2 separate regions of the Homo sapiens genome follow, and region 2 is linked to region 1. The links are chromatin contacts, found by Hi-C or POLR2A ChIA-PET in ENCODE. All regions are on one chromosome and are shown on one strand. Each heading gives the region's core, a stretch centred on a gene start or an enhancer-like site at or near the end of the contact. The rest is flanking DNA. Distances are from core to core; before and after follow the strand shown.

Region 1 (4,144 bases), core at 957-3,456:
GGGTCATGGCATCCAACTTCTTCGTGTTTTTGCTACTCTCCTCCAGCTCAGCCCCTAGAGGAGAAACACAGCTCAGAAGGGTCAGGGCCAGTTTTAGAGAGTCTCCAGCCTCTCCTTACCAGAGACTGTTCTTCCCAGAAGACAACCCAGAGGTTGTCCCCTTTCCAGAAGCCCCAAGCAGGGCCTGCAGCTCAACAGTATGAAGCCCACACTCCGTGACAAGCTCCTGGTGCTAGGACCACTTGGGGAACCTTTCAGTGGGTCCATTCTCAAATGCCCATCTTCCTTCACCTGCTGCATCTGGACTAAGATGGCCCCACTAAGAAGAATCCATCCACCTTTCTTATGGGACCCTTCACTTCAAGGTGCAGTTTAGGGTTCCACTGCTAACTAGTTGGGTGATTGTGGGTAAGTATCATCTCTTTTCTGGGCCTGCTTCCCCATTTAAAGGGGAAACCGTCCTTAACCAATGTTTCTATAAGTCCCTGAGTCTCTTCTTGAGATTTCTCGATGGGTCCTTTCTGCTACTATGTGGCATCCCAAATAGATACTCTCCCAGGTCCCCACCCCCATGAACTCAATTTTGCTCCACCTGGGTTACCATAGCATTGTCAAAGTTACACCCAGCTTCTCAGGTCCTGCACTGATAGGATGGTCACAGAGCAGAGAAACTGCTGTCTTTGGTCCTTGAGCATCTTCAAAGTCTCCTTGGTCAGCTATGCAAGTCCCTCCCCTTCTTAGAGGGCCTTTGGGCAGGGGTTGCCCTTGTACCTCAGTTTCTGGGTTAATGACAAAAACATCTTAGCTGTGCAAAGCAGCTTTTTCCCCATCCCCCTACCTCTCTCCTCCCCCCTCCCTCCTCTACGCCCCCTCCCTGTCCCTTGGGAAAAAAAAAATCAATTCTGAGTCACCAAACCCGTCTGACTCCATTTCCGGTTCTCAATGCACCCAGACCCTGACAATGGCCCCATCTTTGCCCACCCAGCATGGGGCAGCCCCAGGGTGGCCTGGGCTCCCACTTAGGTCTGCTCTCTGATGCCCATTAACAGATATGCTCCTTTCTAGGATGAGAAGATTGTTGACAATCTTATATAATATCCAGATTATGAGGGGTCGTGGGTTAGGCACGCAAGAGACAAGGGGCAGCTCCCACTCTAAGTCCGTTAAATGCAAGTGCGGGGAATGATGGATAGAACGAAACTGGGAGTCGGATGTCTCAGAGGAGAACAAGTGTCATTAGAGACCCCTCCGTGCAGTCTCCTCCTCCACCTCTTCTCACTTGCAAACTTCTTCAGGGGCGTGATGCCTGCTGTCACCCCGAAAGGCCACGAGGCCAGGTGCTCCCTGGGGCCCAGAAGACAAAGATCAGAAGAAGGGGCTGTAGGCCCGCTCACTAAGGCACTCAGGGGCCTAGAGAAGGTGAGAGTAAGAGCAGAGAGCCAAGAGGCAGGGCAAGAGGCCTGGGAAAGGACAGTGGGTTGGAGGCATGGATGGATGGACCGAAGGATGGAGGGAGGGAGGATAGATGGATGGACGGACGAACTAACGCGGAGAGGGCGGGGGTCTAAAAGCACTGCAGCTGCAGGCAAATGCCGAAAAGGAGCAGGAGGTGTGGGGCAAAAGGCGAAGGAACAAGGGGGGTGAGGAAGGGGGCACAGAAGTGGGGTGCGTGGGAAACACGTGGAGGACTGTTGCGGACAGGGAAAGCTGGAGGCAGGTGCAGGAGGGTCGCGAGCTGAGGGGCAGCAGGCAAGGAGAAAGATAAAGGCAAGCCTATATGGGGGCAGGTATTAGCGACTGGCAGAGGCAGAGGTTGGCAGGGTGGGCTGCGAGCGGTGAGCAGGCGCTAGGACCCGGAGGCGCGAAGGTGACGGAGCGGGCGGGCACTAGGACCCGGCGGGTCCTTTGTTTGGGGGGCCGGGGAGCCGGACGGCGGCTCCAGTCGGCGGCTCCCCTCAGCTGGCGGGGGCCCGGAAGGGGGGAGGGGAGATAGTGATGGGGTCCCCGGACTTTAGGGTGGCTTTACTCACCGTCAGCCGCGGGCAGGTCGGCCCGCTCCACCCACGAGCTCCAGCTCTGTCCCGCGAAGTCATCGAGACTCGGCACCCGCCGCTCCAGAGCGGCCATTGCTGCCGCCGCGCGTTCACGCACCGCCATCACCGCCGCGGACGCGCGCCCGCCCTGGCGCCGCCGCCGCGCGGCCCCCTCCCCCTCGCCCCGTCGCGGGCACGCCTCCCCTCCTCCCCACCTGCCTTTCCAGCGCAGTCTTTGCGCAAGCGCAACACAGGTTGCCTGTTCCCCGCGCCCCCCCCCCCCCCACCCACTCACAGCCTTCTGGGAAGTGTAGTCTTGGAGCGGATGCTATTGCCTACCGAGCTTGCAGCAAGAGTCCCTCCGAAATGCACAATTGCAGGGGGAAAAGAGAAGACCAAAGCTCCAGGACCTCCTCTTCTAACCCTTATGCACACATTATTTGTGCTACCAGTCCACTCTCCCAAGCTCACTGCATCTCTCCCCAGCCCCAAACCTCTCTGCCCAGACGCCCCTCTAAGCCGTGCGTCCGCCAGCTGGCTGGCGCCCCTTCCCGGGCTGGCGGCCACGAAGCGACTCCGCTCCCCTGTAGATCGAATAGGGTAGGTGCAGGGAGGTGGGCGCTGTGAATCAGAAGGGCAAGGGGAGGGAGTCTGTAGGAGGTGCTGAAGGACACAGGGGTGGTGTGGGGGAGGGCCTCGGCTCCCGTGTCGTGCCTCCTCTGTGGGAAACCCACGCTGCCCTGATGCAGAGCAGAGGGTTGGCGTGGCGTTGTCTGGATTTGAGAGGACCTGGCCAAGCTGACCAAGATCACCTGTCATGATGACAGGATGACAGAAGGCTGTCTCCGAGCCAGAGCCAGCCCCAGAACTGGGGTGGCCCCGAGGCAGCTGGTGTTTGCAGCATCTCTGCTGATCTGTCTCTCTTCTCTTGAGAACTGCGATCGATACCCTGTACAGCCTCTTCCCAAACCCTGGCTGGACCCTGACTCCATCCATCACTTTGCCTTCTTTTTCTAATGAATACTTTCTCTGCTGGAAGGGCTGCTTCTGAAGCCTCGGCATAGGGAGATTTCTCATCAGAGCTGTCATCTTCCTTGCTAAGGTCTGGAAAGTACCTTAATCATCCATTTCTTTCATCTTCTCAGCTGATAACATTTCTTCCCACCCTCACACAATCAGACAAAAGTCTGCCTACTCCATTTCCCGCCCCCCCCCCGCCGCCATCGCATTAAAAAAGTAATACTAATCCTTTTTCCTCCTCAACCTCTCACACCTCACCCCCGACGCTTGACCCTTTAGCTAAGGGGAAAACAAGTTGGGGAGCAAGACCTCAGATTTTCTTCTCCTTTTCATCCAGGGAAGGTGTAAGTACTTCAAGAATAATCTCTGAGGGCAGGGAATCTCAACCTGAGACCCACAGATGATCCCTAGGGCATCCAGGAATCAGGTAAAAATTAAATGTTCAATTGTACCCAAGGTATTTTTCTAGGGGATGTAAATGTAGTGTGTGACTCTCTGAAGAGGGATAGAGGTGCAAGTTTGTTCAACAAGAAGCTGATAGTTAAGAAAGTGAAGCATATGGCCCTCAACTCCTGACAGGAAGCCTGTTTGGGTCACAGATGGTAGGAGAACAAATGGAAACAGCTTTGTGGAAGCCACTATCTCTCACCTTTTGAGTTTGCTCCAGAATTGCTAATGAGTCCCAGTTACTTTGGTCTAATTGGGTGCCACCAAAAGAGGAGATGTCACTAGACCAGAGCCTGCTAGGAATAACTGCTCTCCTCTCTGCACCCCAAGCAACAGAGTCTGACTTTGTTGCTTGGGGTGCACAGTGGAAAGCAGTAGAATGATATCTTGGTGAAAGTCCTGATATTGGTTCAAGAACTTAAAGCAAGGGAGAGGAAGAAAAAATAAATCCCCGGAAGGACTCCAGTCTCAGATCCTTCATGGCAAGTACTTGCAGCACTGTTTATTCAAATATATAATAACAAGCACCAGAAAACAACATGCAACATTCTCCCCCCACCCCTGATCTGCAATCCCAGAAGTAGGAGGCTCATGACTATGATAGTGAAGGAAACTCATGTCCAGGAAAGGTCCTAGGTGGGCAC
Region 2 (4,670 bases), core at 230-2,729, 220 kb after region 1:
CTGGTCTCACAGTATGGCCCAAGGTAATTTGGGGGACACTCGCAGGTATAGCCATGGGGGGCACTGGGCTTGCGGGTACACACAGACTGGTGCTCACACGGGTTCAGGTCACACACATTAGTACAGTTGTCACCATAGTAACCTGGGACCAGAAGGACCAGAGAGGCTCATTCCCCCACCCTCCCCTGGCACCATCTTCCATCAAACCCTTCATCTGTTTCTTTCCACATAGCATCCTATCAGCTGGCTATGGCTTTGTTGTGTAGGCAACTAAGACTCAGAGAGGTGGTGTGATGCCCCATGCCCCAGGTCACACAGCAGAGCCAGCATGTGGCCCCAGGCACCTGATAACCTGCCCGTTGCCCTGGATCCTTAGCATACCTGGATCACAGCTGCAGGAATAGCTGTCCCAGTCGTTGCTGCAATAGCTGTTAGCAGGACACGGGTTTGAGTCACAAGGGTCAGGCAGGCTACAGCCTTGCTCCACGTTGATGCTCTCCCCATGGCTGGGATCCAGGCTGTTAACCCCCTCCGGCGTATCGCTCACCCGCACACCCTGGGAGGGACAGGAGCAGTGTTGCCCTCAGTGGAGCGGGGCTGCAGGTGGTGGGGGAGGGGATGGGAGGGCAGGGCAGGACACTCACCTGCAAACAGCCCCGAAAGCCACGGGCCACACCGCCGGCTGGCCCAGGTATTCCGCCCACTGTTATGTTGCTCAGGTGCAGACCATGCAGCCGGGGGCCCAGGTTGCCCTCTGCTCTCTGCTGCCCATAATCGAAGGACAGAATGGCATGGCCGGGCCCCCCGCTGGCTCCCAGTGCCAGCTGTGCATGGTGCCAGTCACCGTCATTGGCCCGGCCTGGCTCCAGACGGAGAGAGGAGGCCTGAAGCCCTGTGCCCTCCACGCTCAGCATCACGTGGCCCTCTCGTAGCTGACACCAGGAGGAAAGAAAACAGGGTCAGCAGACGGCCTTAATCACTGTTCTCCAGCTCACAGTTCCCCTTTCTGGACCATCAAACCCATCCCGCTGCCCAGCTGAGGCCATAGAGAGGAAAGCGTATTTATTTCCCTCAGGCCCAACAGGTGGCAGCATTGACCTTCCCAACGGATCCAGCGGCCTCTATATGTCCCCACCCCTGCCCAGGACCTGCCCAGCCACTTCTGTCCAGCCGCCTAGAGGCTACCAGGGCCCTATGGCCAGGCCAGGGCCAGCCGCCCTTCCATGCATCACCTGTAGGGTGATGGTGCTGCGCCCCCTGGTGATGGCCTGCAGCAGGACACCGTCGGCCTGGCGCGTGCGGAACATGAGGCTGAGGTACCAGGGTTGGGAGATGGGCAGCGAGAGGCCATGCCAGGCCACCAGGCTGCTGCCCAGGAAGTGCTGTGGATTGGCCATTTCTGGGGAGGCAGGAAAAGGCAGACTGTGACGGGTGGAGCCTCAGAGGGCCCTGGGGCTGTGATGCTCAGCGGTGGCGGCTGCACGGGAGGCAGAGCCCACTCCCCTCATCAGCCCCGCCCTCCAAAGTGCGTACCTGCCCTGGGACCGCCCCACGCTGTGCCCAGGCCTGCCTCTGACTGGCCCCTTTGTCTCCTGTGTTGCCCTTTCAGGGCTCTGCCCAGACACGCTTTTCCACCCACAGCCCCGCTCAGCAGAGCCCTGCCCAGTGCCTGCCCCAACCCTGCCAGTTCCCAGACTGTTGATGGCACCCAGGCTGTGGCCTCTAACAGCCGCCCCTCCTACCCTGGGCGCAGCTCTTGCCCCCAAAGCCCAGGGGGCACTCGCAGCTGAACGCGTCCCACTGGTTCACGCAAGTGCCCCCATTGTGGCAAGTGTTGCTGTCACACACGTTCTTCTTGGCAGGGCAGCCTGGAATGGAGAGAAGGCAGCTCAGTGGACCTGAGCTGGGGCTCTAAAGAGAAAGCCTGTGGCAGCAGTTAGAGAGGCCTCTGAGACCCTCCATTCTGGCATCCTCACACCAGGCACAGCCCCTCCTCTCAGCACTGGGATCCCAGCCTGGCTCCACCCCGGGCCCCCATACCAGGCACGGTGCCATTGTTGGCAATGAAGTCAGCCATGTCTATGTGCCGGCTGTCCACCTGCAGGTTCCGCATGCAGCCCACGAACTGCCGCATTCGGACTGGGAAGCTCTCGGGCAGGTCAGGCACCCCGCCTAGTAGCAGGGGCCCCGTCAGATCCAGAGACCTGGGGGAGCAAAGATGGTGGCGGCACAAGGGAGGGCTGGGAGCTTCTGGTCCTCCGCTCGCTCTGCCGCCAGGCCAGAGACACGAACGGCGTAGGCAGGTGTCCAAGAGGCCCTGCAGAGCAGTGCTCAGGAAGGGCGTCACCCCTACCTGGAACTGTTCTTGTCGAACACTCAGCCCCCTCCCCAGACTGCCCCACAGGGCCTTGCTCTGATTCCCCAGTCTTGACCCCATCCCCAGGGCTGAGCAGGGGCTAAGAGAGGCAAAGGGAGAGAGACCCCAAAAGCCCACCCTCTCCACCTTCCCTCCCTGCCTGGCCCTGCCCTCACTTCACCCCATCCCTGGCCCTTTCCCCTGCTCACTTCTTGCTGCCACCCTGGGTGCCCTGGGCAGCACAGGAGTAGTTGCCCAGGACAGATCCGAAGCGCAAGGCCACTCCTGTGTCACAGCCATCCACGGTCACCACAGCCACCTTCTGCTCTGATGGGCCCTGTGGGAGCCCTGTCTGACCCAACAGTGGCTGTGGACAGGAAAGAGCAGAGAAGGGGGACACTGAGTACAGAGCCCACTAGGTTCATGGCCAGCACACACTGGGTGCCTCTGTGTGCACCCACATGCCCAGACACACGTACACACATGCATATACACACACGTGTGCTCACGTGGTTTATGCATGTAACTACCTTCCTCAGTGTCCAAGTTTGCGGCTGCCTAGTGGAACAGAGAGCATCGAGCAGTGCCCAGTGGGGTGGGAATGCCCAGCAAGGTGGCACCTTCCCAGCCGCTCCCTTCCTCTCAGCCAGAAATGCCCTGACCAGCCCACCCAAGCCTGGAGGCAATGCCACTCAGGGCTGGGTAAGCACCTGAGGCAAGAACAGAACCCCCAACCCTCTGTGCCCTCCACACCCACCTTATTGTAGTATTTCAGCTGCACCGTATGCCACTGGCCATCACTGACTCCTCCGGGCACGAATGGGGACACCGTGGTGGTTGACTCCCCTGGGGAAAGGACCAGGTGAGCTGGAATGCCTGACGAGGGCTAGGAATGGCAGGGTTTGGGGTGCCAGTGGCTGGGGCTGGGCCCAGATTTGGCTGATAGAGTATGTGGCTTGGGGTCAGGGGCTGGAAGACTTGGGGCCTTTGGAAGATGGGCAAGGATGGGGGGCAACTGTGATCACCTGCAGAGAAGGTGAGCTGGACCTGCTCCTGGATCACCTCGAGGGCCACAAAGTCATGCTTCTCATTGAAACGCCCATTGTACAACAGCAACCCGTCGCGCTCCTTTGTGGCAAACCTGAACAGGAGTTGGGGATGGGGGCAGGGAATGGGGTACCCACCTGGATGCCAGCACCCCCGCCACCTAACCAGCGCAGGGGAGGGAGATCTGCTGGCAGAACCACAGGCAACTCCAAGAGCAGACCTGGCTCTGCCGGCAGCCTGCTCCACGCTTTCACTGCCTGACCTCTTACTTCAACCACAGAACAGGAGGCACCTCAGATGCCCACCAGGCCCACTCCCCACCCCCAGTGCCCAGCCACTCACGAGAGGGCCAGGGTGAAGTGGAAACGCTGGCGCAGGCCGCGAAAGGTGATGAAGGAGTGGGCGGGGAAGCTGCGCGTGGTCACCTGGCAGTAGGGCTTCTCGAAGTCTCCAGATGGGCAATCGCACTTGAAACCGCCCACCAGCAGGTTGACACAGGTGCCCCCATTCTTGCAGACACCCGGGGTGCAACGGCCTGAGCGAGCACTCACCTCACAGTGCTCACCTGGACAAGAGGAAAGGCAGGTGAGTACCAAGTACCTGAGGACAGGAGGGGAACTGAGACCCCCCACAACCCAGTGATAGCTCCCATGGCCTCCCGTGACCCTCGTAATACTCCCCAAACCTCCCAGGCATCCCCACTTCCTCTCGTGTGCCATCTTCTCTGAGACCTATGGTCCCCAGCCCTTCATGGGCACCCTGTTTGGCTCACTGAGCCGCTCTCGCCACAGCTCCACGCACTGCTCCCCTGCAAGTTCCTCGGAGTCCCCAGCACCTTCCCTACCCCATTTGGGTTTCATAAGCACAGGCCTGCTGGGACACTTGGTTGTAAGGCCCGGATCCCGGGAGCCTTCGATGTCACACTACCAAGCACACCTGGGGGTGTCCTGGCCCCCAAGAGGGTAAATGTGCACAAGCAGATGGGCCTGCAGGACAGCGGGAGGGCTGGGAGCCTCCCTCCTCCCTCCTTCCCACTGGTGCTTTTGTCCCTCTCAGGCACTGAGATCAGTTTCCCTCCCTGGGGATGGGACCAGGCTTCCACTTAGATTTGTCTGGGTTATGGAAGAGTATGAGAGAGAAGCTGGGGAGCCCCCAGGAATGGGGCAGAGGACTCCCACCTTGAGCCCTGCGGTCCAGACTAAGGACCTCTGTGCACCTGGGACATGCTGAGAGTGGGAAACTGAGCCCTGAGAGCAGACAAGAATTC

The links. A loop is a pair of places that touch in the nucleus more often than their neighbours do. ChIA-PET counts read pairs that join two places held with the same protein, here RNA polymerase II (POLR2A). Pooled maps may share reads with other maps.
Region 2: a loop to region 1 is called in a map of tibial artery, with 2.1 times the contacts of the local background. The contact joins the enhancer-like site here to the promoter of ATXN7L2 in region 1. A Hi-C loop is called at or near these places in 14 of 168 maps with a recorded cell type or tissue (CD4-positive, alpha-beta T cell, CD4-positive, alpha-beta memory T cell, CD8-positive, alpha-beta T cell and 11 more), 3 of 37 single-sample maps with no recorded cell type and 17 of 50 pooled maps. POLR2A ChIA-PET finds 5 or more read pairs at or near these places in 5 of 52 experiments (CD4-positive, alpha-beta memory T cell, HEK293, PC-9 and 2 more).

Annotation. Positions count from the first base shown.
Region 1 is chr1:109,481,967-109,486,110 of GRCh38, reverse strand. It overlaps ATXN7L2 (ataxin 7 like 2), which reads right to left and starts at 2,206. Exons shown (of 11, transcript NM_001350175.2): 1 at 2,031-2,206; 2 at 1-54. The coding sequence starts at 2,157. SYPL2 (synaptophysin like 2) reads right to left here. Exons shown (of 6, transcript NM_001040709.2): 6 at 3,977-4,144. RefSeq lists enhancers at 1,497-2,116, 2,117-2,734 and a silencer at 2,134-2,303.
Region 2 is chr1:109,260,340-109,265,009 of GRCh38, reverse strand. CELSR2 (cadherin EGF LAG seven-pass G-type receptor 2) reads right to left here. Exons shown (of 34, transcript NM_001408.3): 3 at 3,746-3,968; 4 at 3,382-3,497; 5 at 3,114-3,202; 6 at 2,566-2,723; 7 at 2,041-2,204; 8 at 1,743-1,868; 9 at 1,233-1,399; 10 at 645-932; 11 at 382-556; 12 at 1-142. Among named protein-coding and RNA genes, the nearest start is that of CELSR2, 13 kb to the right of the region's middle. RefSeq lists enhancers at 285-1,267, 3,704-4,203 and a silencer at 1,245-1,294. Within about 2 kb of position 1,479, at least 4 of the 41 ENCODE cell types and tissues checked have a DNase peak (open chromatin) inside an H3K27ac peak, as active enhancers do; they include dorsolateral prefrontal cortex and mammary epithelial cell, where a contact is called at or near this core.